Linked DNA regions of Homo sapiens: regions 1 and 2 are each linked to region 3. The links are chromatin contacts, found by Hi-C or POLR2A ChIA-PET in ENCODE. All regions are on one chromosome and are shown on one strand. Each heading gives the region's core, a stretch centred on a gene start or an enhancer-like site at or near the end of the contact. The rest is flanking DNA. Distances are from core to core; before and after follow the strand shown.

Region 1 (3,414 bases), core at 820-3,319, 250 kb after region 3:
GTAGTACTTACAATAGCAGAAAATTGGAAATGTCCTAAGTGTACAGCAACAAATACACTCACTATACATTTTGTCATATCCATGTTTGTTAAGTGATATTACAAAGATTTCATCATAACCATTGAAAGTTTTATATTATTCTGTGAAAAGTTAGTATACAAAACCTTATCTGTGTTTTTAAAACAAAATAAAAAACAGCTTGAAAAAAGTACTAGGAGGAACTAACAAATGTTAAGTTTGGATATCTTTGGGTAATGGAATTCTGCGTGATTTTTTTGGTCTTTCTACTTTGTGTATCTCCTGAGATTTTCGAACTGCAAAGGACGAATGCTGGAGGATGAATTCTAAAAGGGCAGAGACACACGCAGCAAAAAATAAAGATGAGAGAGAATTCAATAAGACCATGGAAACACCTGCTTCCCCGTAATTTAAACTGACGTGAAAGACACCGAGTAGGATTGATCCTTGGGCACATTCCACTTAGATTCAGGGTCTTATTTTATGAAAAGATTGGTTCCTGCTGCAGCCCTAGTTTCTTTTGTGAGAAGCGGTCAGCTGTGCACCTTGCTCTGATGAGACCATTCCAGGCCACTGCTTCCAGAGTGTGTGTAATCACCACTGCATGTGCCCGGGGGAGTTGGTGCAAGAAAGAAACCCATGCTCAGACAAGGCTGTGCTCCATCCCCTCCTTATCTCAAGTTCCGTCCTGGCAGGTGTCCAGTAATAACAAAATAAGGATGTAGGGTGCGGCAGCTGTATCTGAGAGGTTGCTGTGCCATATTGTCCTCGTCAGAGGCTAATGGCTGTGGTCAGGTCTATCTCATGCTGGAAGCACTCTAGCCCCCACCATCCAGGCATGCATGGGTGTTCAACATGAGCTAGCTGTTCTCCTCCTCCTCCTCCTAGCTCATCCCTTCCACAACACCTGCCAGGGCAGGACAGGTTCCTAAACCGCGTGTAAGATGTGTTCGTCCAAACTGCCTGACCACAGGACCCTGCTCTGCCTCTTTTCTCTGTCGTACTCGGGGCCTGCTGGCCTGCCACAGAGTGTGATTATCTACCACATCTGTCATTTACCCGTCTCACCCACCAAATGGCAAGCTCTGCGAGGCAGTTTTAGTCACTGTTGTACCCCAAGCACGTAGGCCAGTGGCTACAATTGACTGATGGAGATTTTGCATGAGGAAATGGACACGGTAGCAGGCTGCCCTGCTGGGGTACTCTGCCGTGAAGCCGGGTCCATCTGGATGAATGAACTCACTGTGCTCTGTGTTGCTCTGCAGTTTGAGATGCTCACGGGGTCCCTGCCGTTCCAGGGGAAGGACAGGAAGGAGACCATGGCTCTCATCCTCAAGTGAGTAGTGTGGGAGCCACCCCAGAGACCTGCGAGCACCTTCTGATATCAAGAGCTGCTGCCTCTGAACCTGGAACTGTGAAGTTTTAATTACATTGCTAGGCTTACAGTGCCAAAGTATTGTAAGCTGTTTTCTAAAAGTCACTGGTTTTACACAAAATGGTAGCGCTCGTCCGCCAGTAGCAGTGGTAATAGGGTGCTGGGCATTCTAATGACAGTGGGTCAAGGGAGCAGTTGCTGGTTTGTCTCATCCTGCTGAGTGGTTCTGATGAACTCTTCTACCATAGATAGTTTTCCATCAGTAAGTCACTTAGAATGTGTAGTGGCTGGTTTTCAAGCGTGATGGTTGGTGACCTCCCAGAAGTAAAGGATAGACGGAAAAAGACACAAGGCCTCCAGGGCCTTGTCCGGAGAGATCACAGGAGCAGGGGTCTCCTTTCCCTCCCCACCTGCTGACCCCATTCATATAGCACTCCTGGTTGACCTTGGCAGGACTCGGTATCGTTTTACCATGTGACTGGATACAAACCATTTTCTGCTTAATTCTCATGAAAAATCATTTACTAAGCCAAGGTTTTGCTCTTGGACTGTAGGAAGAAGCCTGATCCCCATACCACCTTGCCATAGCATCCTAAATGTGAGCAGACACCACTGACTATCACTGTCCCAGAGCAGACAGCAGGAGGGCAGGAAACAGAGAGGCTGGGAGCCCCTAATCAGTTCCTTCCTAAGTGAGGCCACTCGGTGGAGGAGTCATAAAGCTGTTTGTCCTCATGAGCTGCTCTTGCCAACTCTGCTTGCAAATGGACACATAACTTTTATAAAATTGAGAATCACCTAAAACACCACCAGCTCAGCTTTTGTAAGCTCGGTCCTTATGTAGATGGAAGGAGAGAGGGGAGTGAAGGAAGCCCCATTGTGAGGACCCTTTTGTCAAGCTAAGGAGTGTCTTTTTATTTAATCAGCCTTTTCCTCCATCAAGGGACCTTGAATTGCAGCAGACACTGAGAGCTGCAAGTCAGGACCTTTGCAGTGATTCTCATTGTTTGAATTTTAAGGGAGGACATGTTCTTTACTTTTGCTAAAGCTGGAATAATCCCTGACAGCAAGTCACGGGTGTGGCCTCAGGGCATTCCACTTGGGAGGGATGGAGAATTTCTGGAGGGAGCACTAGGCTCTGCGCGTGGGGTTCTCAGTGTGCTCTGAGGACTCCGGTGGTCCTGAGACCCTCCCGGGGTTTGCAGGTCCTCCTCTCGCAGGTTTTCTTCATAGCATCGCAACAGACCGAGCACAGGGTCCAGCTGTCTCCTATGAGCCAGGAAGAGACGCACCCAAGTGCAGAACAATGCCACTAAAGACTTTTTTATATGTATGTTTGAGAAAACATAGATAATTTCCATTAACAATGTTATTTGTGTTAATGGGAGTGTTATTGTTTTTTAATGATTTTATTATTAAATAATGTTTATTAATAAAAATTTATTAAAGTGAATTAGGAAATGGAAATTATACAAATTTCTCACTTTACTTTCTACTGTGGTAAATATCACAGCTGTAACCCACATAAACATAAGCTCTTTGGTGTCCTCAGTAACTTTTAAAGCATAAAAGGGTCCTAAGACCCACGTGGTAGAGCACGGGCTGCTCTGGGTGACTGCGATTGAGGTCTCTGAATGCTGACTGGGGCCCTCTTTATAGCTTGTCCTTGTTCTCCTAAAATAGATCCTAAAATAGGATCTTGTTTTTCAGAGCCAAGCTGGGGATGCCGCAGTTCCTCAGTGGGGAGGCACAGAGTTTGCTGCGAGCTCTCTTCAAACGGAACCCCTGCAACCGGCTGGGTAAGATTCCCCGGGACACCCCACCACGGGAACGTGCAGGGCGCTGCCCCGCAAGCTACAGTGGAGATGTGGAGGGCCACCCTCCTGCTCCGGCCCAATGCCAACCAAGGTCACTGAAAACAGACCTCACCTAGAGGTTGAAATAGTACCAGTGCCATCTGAGCTCCAGGAAAAAAGGCCCCTTCACAGCTTCTAAAACACATAGTTGCTGCCAAAATACCA
Region 2 (3,322 bases), core at 584-3,083, 180 kb after region 3:
AATTTACCTTCATAGCAAGGATGTCAGAGCTTGTGTGTCATCATGGGTTCACGTGTCCAGCCAGCACTTGTGATGCTCCGTGACTGTAGACTTTCTCCACGGTGTGGGCTTTATTAGGCCTCTCGGATCCCTCACTACTTCTCACGGTTTGCCACTTTCCTGGAAAACCTTTTCCGTTAACAGCATGGGGCCACCAACAGTGATGTTATAAGCACATTTACCGCCCCACTTATGGTCGCCATCCTGTTGGAGAATGGCTGAGACACCGCTTGCCTCTCACCCTCCCCCTGCCCCAGCCCAGCCTTGAGTGTTGCCCTGGGCACACACTGCTTGGGATGCAGATTAATGTCATGTGTCAACTTGGCCACACATGCACAGATATTTAGTTAACCCTTATTCTGGGTATGTCTGTGAGGGTGTTTGTGGATGGTTTTAACATCTGAGTCACTGGACTGAGTGAGGCAGTTGCCCCCTAGATACGGGTAGGCCTCCTCCACCAGCCAAAGTCTGAACAGAGCAAAGGGGCTGGCCCTGTCCCAAGGAAGAGGGACGCCTCCTGCCTGACAGCTTGAGCTGTGACATTGGTGTTTTCCTGCCTTTGGACTTGAACTAAAACATCAGTTCTTCCTGGGTCTCTAGCCTGCTAACTGGAGACCTTGGGACTCGTCAGCTTCTATATGTGTGGGGGCTGATTCATTCTCTCTCTCTCTCTCTCTCTCCCCACATACATAGATGTAATACACACATACACATCTTTATATATACATACATATATATGTACACACCCCTATATATATACACATACAAATCTATAGACACATACATACACACCTATATATACACATACATACACACCTATATATACACATACATATATACACACACACACACACCCCTCTGTATATACATATACATCTCTATACACACCCACACCCACACACATACACACATATCACCTACTGGTTTTGTTTTTCTGAAGAACCCTGACATACACTGGTGTAACAGGCTTTCTATTTGGATGGTGAACTGGGGCTAAAATGTTTTGCAAGTTGTTATGGAAAATATTAGGATAGTGAGGGTTCACAGAGTGAGGAAAGTCTGTATATAGAGACTAGAAGGATTTCGAGTTTCATTTTGAACTCTGGATATTTGCCTGGGAATAACAACTTTCTTGTAATTTATCTGTATTATTTCTGTAAGTTGCCTGGACTTTTCTATATATCTATTATGTGGTATAATACTTCATTAAAACATTTTTTAATAACAGACACAAAAACACAAAAGCTGATTTTTCTGTCATTTGACAAAGGTGCCAGAGAAACTCTAAGGCCAGACCATATCACTCAATTAGGATTATGGGAAGGGAAGATATTAGCATAATTCAATCCATTCATTTCTCTCAATCCCTGTAAACAGAACTTCAGGTTAATTTGGGTTGAGGCACAGCTCAGTGGGAGAACAGTTCATTTTCAGAGTGACCCCGGCCACCTGACCATTGAGTCTGTGGGGGACGTGGTGGCCAGGACCGTGTTTATGTCGATTTAGGTTTTGGGCGTCTTCCCTGCGGGCTGTTCTTGGGAAGCATGCTCCGCGCCCACGGTCCTCACCCCGGCAGGAGCTACCCTCTGCGCACTCAGGCTGCAGCTGCCTCTGCCTGTTGGCTGGGTGGGAACTGCCTGCCGTAGATCAGGGAGGAACTTAGCAGAGAGGGGGAGGGCATGTTCTACTTTGTGCCCTCTTGTTCAGCACAGCCACTTGGCACTGGGTAACAGGAAGAGAAAACGTGTTTGGCGAGGCGGGATGTGATGAGTCAGCCCCGGCTAATGCCCCGTGGTCTGGTTGCTGGCATGCAGGTTTCTTGGCACTTGCCTGAGAACTCGTGGACTTGGCCAGAACACTGGACACCAGCTACACACTGAGTCCACGCCCAGCATACCAGCCTCTAGCGGGCTTCTAAATCTGCCTGGGTGAAACAATAGAAAATGTTCATTAGGGGATTGTACTTTTACAAAGACTGCCCTGACAAGTTTTTTTTGTTGTGTTTTGTTTGGGTTTCTGGTGGAGCTTACTGGAAGGCTGTGGGTGGCCTACCTAGAATAACGACGCCCGATTCAGACAGCTGGACTCAGAGGGATTCTGCTCCACAGAGAAACAGTAACATTACATTCTCTTTGGGGTTTTATTATTGTGGTGGGAAAGGAAGGTTTGTATTATGTCCTGTGTTCCTTTGGGTGTGCCAGTTGCCCACCTCTGTACTCTTGAGTCTATTCCAGCATGACTTGGTCATCTTCATTCCTATAGGTTAGTGGTGGGATTCTGCTGTCTTCTCAGGAGTAAGTGGTTCCCAACCACAACCCACTCACATAATTCACTTTCTTCTGTGATGAAGGGTTAGTGTGCTTACAAGGCCAGTTGACTCAGAGGTGGAGATTAACATGGGTATCTTTCAGTGGCTATGGGAATGACCATTTCTAACATGTCAGGTAGTAGGGGGAAAAGTCATTAGGGACTTACAAGCCAAGAAAAATGAAAATGTAGTAACATCTACAGTCAGTCGCCTGTGGAGCTGAGGAGTTGGTGTGAGTGAATTTGCACCCAGTGGGTGAGGCTCTGTCTGAACCCGAGCAGAGAACCCCAACAGGTAGGGCCTGGAACAAGGACTCTTGCACAGGAGAGAGCCACCTGATTTCCTGCCCATCCAGGACTTTGCAGAAGAGAGAAAGAGGGTCCAGGAACAGGCTATTCACTGCTCCCCAAAGACCAGCTCCAGATAAGTGCATATGGATAACCCCTGGATTACAGGAGAAATAATCAGAAATTGCATCTTCTTACCCCAGGGCTTCTAGCCGTGGCCCTTTCACTCCAGTCCTGAGCTCACTGCCCCAACTGTTTTCCCCCAGATACCCCACTTAGCAACTGTCACTCTAGGATTCCCCATCACCTCCACCCTGGGCCATCCTTCCTAGAGCAGCATCCTCTAGTCTCCTTCCTTTTCCCCACAGTCTGCCTAAAGTATATTTTTACCTATAAGTGAGGTGACAGCAGCCCACCTCTCTGATGACGCCCAGATGAAGGACCTATCTGGGTAGGGAGAAGGATGCTCTTGTTCCATGATGATTCTGTGTCACCTTTCAGAATGATGAAACCTCAAACATGAAAGGTGACTGGGAAATGTAAGCGTAATAGGTTCTTTGCCCGATGCACACAGGAGTCAGTACACCGAGATACTGGGTTGCAGCAGAGAAAGAGGCTCAATCGTAGCATCCCTGAACGAGGCGATGGGAGAAAACCTCAAATCCACCTCCCCGAGGAATTTGGGCTC
Region 3 (3,550 bases), core at 410-2,909:
GTCCACCTTGGCCTTCCTGCTGTAGGGTCTCTGCTCTTGGCCTTAGACCCTTTTCTTCTCCCTGGACCATCCCCCCGAGGCCTTCCTTCAAAGCCCCACTTCCCAGCCACCTCCCTGCTGCCTTCCAGACCACTGGGTAACCAACTGGGGAATTCACTGGATGGGTTTCCAAATGTTGGAGGACTTCCTCCAAAACAGTGGCTTTCAGGACTGTTTGAGTTATAATTACTCTTTCTGTCATTTTATTTAAAATAATAATAATGAACTGGAGATAACCTATGTGTACATTCATACAGGATTGGAATATTTAACAATAAAATACTAGCATTCAATATGTTCATTGATAGGGAAGAAATATCCACATGTACTAAATGCAAAAGGCAGGTCATGGGACAGTAATATAGCAAAAATAGTACTTTAATTTAAAAATGAATACAATATGGTATGAATGCATATAAATTCTAGGAGGATGTAAACAATATTAAAAGGATTCTCTCTGAGCGATGGCATGACATTTTTATTTTACTTTGTATACTTTTCTGTATGTTTTATTTCTTTCACAATGAGAAATAGCTTCGTTTCATAATCAAAGTTATTTCTGTTTATGAGAAAATAACTAATACAGATTTAAAAATAACCAAAGGGATTTGAGTTTAATTTAGAGTTCGTCTAAACAGGGAATATACTATTTTGGGTACGGCATTTGTCAAGTTCAGAACCGTCACCAGAGTCCTTTATAGCATCACAGGAGTTAGATCCATGGCCCAGGTACCTGGGGGGATTATCCGGACGTTAGCCTGGAAAGCTGGGAGGGGCCCCTCAGTGAATGTCTTAGAAGCTTAAAAGGAGTCAGTAGTAGTTTCCTGTGAAAAAGCTCATTCTGTTTTTAATTGAACAATTTGCAAAGGAGACGTTTAGAATTCTCTTTAATGCCTCTGGAGTGTGATGCTTATCTCTAATTTATAGATTTTTCACTGTCTGCTTGATGCTGATTATAAATGAGTAAGGCGTGCGTCATTTCTCGAGGTGTCTGGCTATGCATGCCTACAAATCTAAGGGAGACAATTAAGCACTTTTTAGAGTGAAAAGCAAACTGGTTACCTACCAATTATCACACCAGGCTGCCGCTGGGGTGAAGGGTCATGGCAGCCACACGATTTATTAGGGAGAGACGCCAATAGCCTTGCAGATTTATTTGCTTCTAAATAATATTACAAGTGTGATCTGGTTCATTGTAGACTAAACAGAGAATAATCAATATTTGGCAACTGATGAGGAATGTCTTAAAAATTGTGTCTCTTAGCCAGGATTGCAGGAAATTGAAAATCAAGGACCTCGTTTGTGACAGTTGACAAAGAATGTGCATCTATCTTTTTGCGTCTGTAAAAAAGCGTAGGCTCCATGCGCTTTGCCGCTCTCTTTCCCTTCCTGCCCCCTTTTCTCCCCTCCCAGCCCCTCCCTCCCCACCCCCTGCATCGGTTATGGTTCTGGGAGTACATGTCTTCAGGGATTTTCCCATTTTGTCAATTCTGCTAGGAGATATTCTGTTTTCATTTCCTCTTGCCATCATGACTGGCAGCTGGATGGTGATTCATGAACTTTACAACTGGAAGAGAAAGGCTTCTCGGGCTCCCTCTGAAATTCCCATCATTAGTCAGCCTCTCTGGTCTTCCTGCTTCCAGCTGAGAGGAGAGCTCACTTCCTGATACACTGACACAGGCCATAGAGCTTTCAGGGCGGGGTGGGTGGCGACCCTCGGCCAGCCTCATGGATGCAGGCCCGCTGTCTGGACAGGATGAACTGTGGATGGTATCTTAGAGTTTTGCACACTTTGGAGTGGGTTTTTTGTTGCCAGGAAAAAAAATGGAATGATCTTCACTTTCCCTAAGACATGGAATCTTGATATTTTGTGACCTTCCATTGAGTTTGGATATATTTTACTGGAGAAATCAAAAGGAATAGGAAGAAAAGGACATGGGGAGCATTATGGAATCCAATCTGTTAATGACACTAAGTGGCAAATAGCAAGGTGGCAGAAGTAAAGGGTTAATGTGAAAATCACCTGAGAATAGTCTTCAGGCAACACACAGTTACGGTGTGCCCCTGCTGTACAGAATGATGCCACGGGACTCTTGAGAAAATCTCAGTGGAGATCACTGCTTTGAAGTAGCATCCAAGAAAGAGCAGAACAAAATGACCCAGTGGATTGAATATACTTTGAGACAAATAACTTCAACTCTGTCATGTAAGACATAAAGTCCAAATGTCCTCAGCTCTGTAAGCCCCAATAATTTTCTGATGTTGAAACAGATAATATCACACAAGTAGATTTTATGTCCAACTTACTTGTATATGTTCAGCCTTACTTAGGTGATAAATAACTAGAAAATCAGCTGTTCTGCATTGGTCGAGGGGTCTGACTGTTCCAGAAATTTTACCATGGTCTTTATCACTTGGGAACCTACACCTATTTTTAACAATGAGTACATTATTCAGTTGGATCATATTTGTACCTATAAATCACCCAGTGTGCTGCCTCTTTCTTACGAAGCTTTTCAGAGCTGTCTGTTGTAGTGTTTTCCTAAATCAGGAGTCCTCAACCCCTCGGCCACAGACCATGTCCTGTTAGGAACTAGGCCACACAGCAGGAGGTGAGTGGCAGGTGAGTGAGCGAAGCTTCATCTGTATTGACAGCTGCTTCCCATCAGTTGCATTATCGCCTGAGCTCTGCCTCCTATCAGGTCAGCAGCAGCATTAGATTCTCATAGGAACTTGAACCCTATTGTGAACTGTGCACACGAGGGATCTAGGTTGCATGCTCCTGAGAATCTAATGCCCGATGATCTGTCACCATCTCCCATCACCCCCACATGAGACCGTTTAGTTGCGGGAAAACAAGCTTAGGACTCCCACTGATTCTACATGATGGTGAGTTCTATAATTATTTCATGATATATTACAGTGTAATAAGGATAGGAATAAAGTACACAATAAATGTCATGTGCTTGAATCATCCTGAAACTGTCCCCCACCCTCATCCATGGAAAATTATCTGCCACAAAACCAGTCCCTGGTGCCAAAAAGATTGGGGACTGCTGCCCTAAATGGAGACTAGTCCGCCATGAGAGTATTGTCAATTCCTACTATAGATGTTCACGTTGTTTCAGTTTTTTGTTTTGTTTTGTGTCACGTTGTTTGCTTTTGCAAATAATTGCTATAAACATATTTCCTTGTTGATGGGTGCAGAAGTTTCTCTGCAGCACAGCCTGAAGCGGAGTGGCTGGGCAGGAGGATGCCCCTTCCAGCTCTTCTTATCCTGCCAAAGCTTCTCCAGCATGGACACGCTTAGGGCCTTCTCAGAGTTCTCCAAGTTTGATGGAAACTTAATCCAAGATGGTCTTTTTGTGAATGATATAATTCAGAAATTGGATCTAAATTCAGTGGCAGTGCAAGGCTATAGACATAAAGGTTTACAGTTTCTAAACTGAGACTTCTTTCTGACTGAATAATGTTTCACTGATTGCCATAACAAGAGGATAGGAACTTTCAA

Evidence for each region. A loop is a pair of places that touch in the nucleus more often than their neighbours do. ChIA-PET counts read pairs that join two places held with the same protein, here RNA polymerase II (POLR2A). Pooled maps may share reads with other maps.
Region 1: a map of endothelial cell of umbilical vein shows a loop between it and region 3 (4-fold over the local background). The contact joins two enhancer-like sites. A Hi-C loop is called at or near these places in 2 of 168 maps with a recorded cell type or tissue (aorta and endothelial cell of umbilical vein) and 2 of 50 pooled maps. POLR2A ChIA-PET finds 5 or more read pairs at or near these places in 1 of 52 experiments (Panc1).
Region 2: a map of endothelial cell of umbilical vein shows a loop between it and region 3 (5-fold over the local background). The contact joins two enhancer-like sites. A Hi-C loop is called at or near these places in 2 of 168 maps with a recorded cell type or tissue (PC-3 and endothelial cell of umbilical vein) and 3 of 50 pooled maps. POLR2A ChIA-PET finds 5 or more read pairs at or near these places in 3 of 52 experiments (MCF 10A, activated CD4-positive, alpha-beta T cell and activated T-cell).

What each region holds. Positions count from the first base shown.
Region 1 is chr6:166,488,611-166,492,024 of GRCh38, reverse strand. It overlaps RPS6KA2 (ribosomal protein S6 kinase A2), which reads left to right. Exons shown (of 21, transcript NM_021135.6): 9 at 1,284-1,354; 10 at 3,104-3,192. Among named protein-coding and RNA genes, the nearest start is that of MIR1913, 19 kb to the left of the region's middle. RefSeq lists an enhancer at 1,863-2,363. Within about 2 kb of position 2,069, at least 19 of the 41 ENCODE cell types and tissues checked have a DNase peak (open chromatin) inside an H3K27ac peak, as active enhancers do; they include endothelial cell of umbilical vein, where a contact is called at or near this core.
Region 2 is chr6:166,555,547-166,558,868 of GRCh38, reverse strand. The region is part of intron 1 of RPS6KA2 (ribosomal protein S6 kinase A2); the gene reads left to right. Among named protein-coding and RNA genes, the nearest start is that of RAMACL, 29 kb to the left of the region's middle. Within about 2 kb of position 1,833, at least 20 of the 41 ENCODE cell types and tissues checked have a DNase peak (open chromatin) inside an H3K27ac peak, as active enhancers do; they include PC-3 and endothelial cell of umbilical vein, where a contact is called at or near this core.
Region 3 is chr6:166,734,905-166,738,454 of GRCh38, reverse strand. It overlaps a transcript of RPS6KA2 not described here. Among named protein-coding and RNA genes, the nearest start is that of RPS6KA2, 110 kb to the right of the region's middle. RefSeq lists an enhancer at 1,024-2,223. Within about 2 kb of position 1,659, at least 3 of the 41 ENCODE cell types and tissues checked have a DNase peak (open chromatin) inside an H3K27ac peak, as active enhancers do; they include PC-3 and endothelial cell of umbilical vein, where a contact is called at or near this core.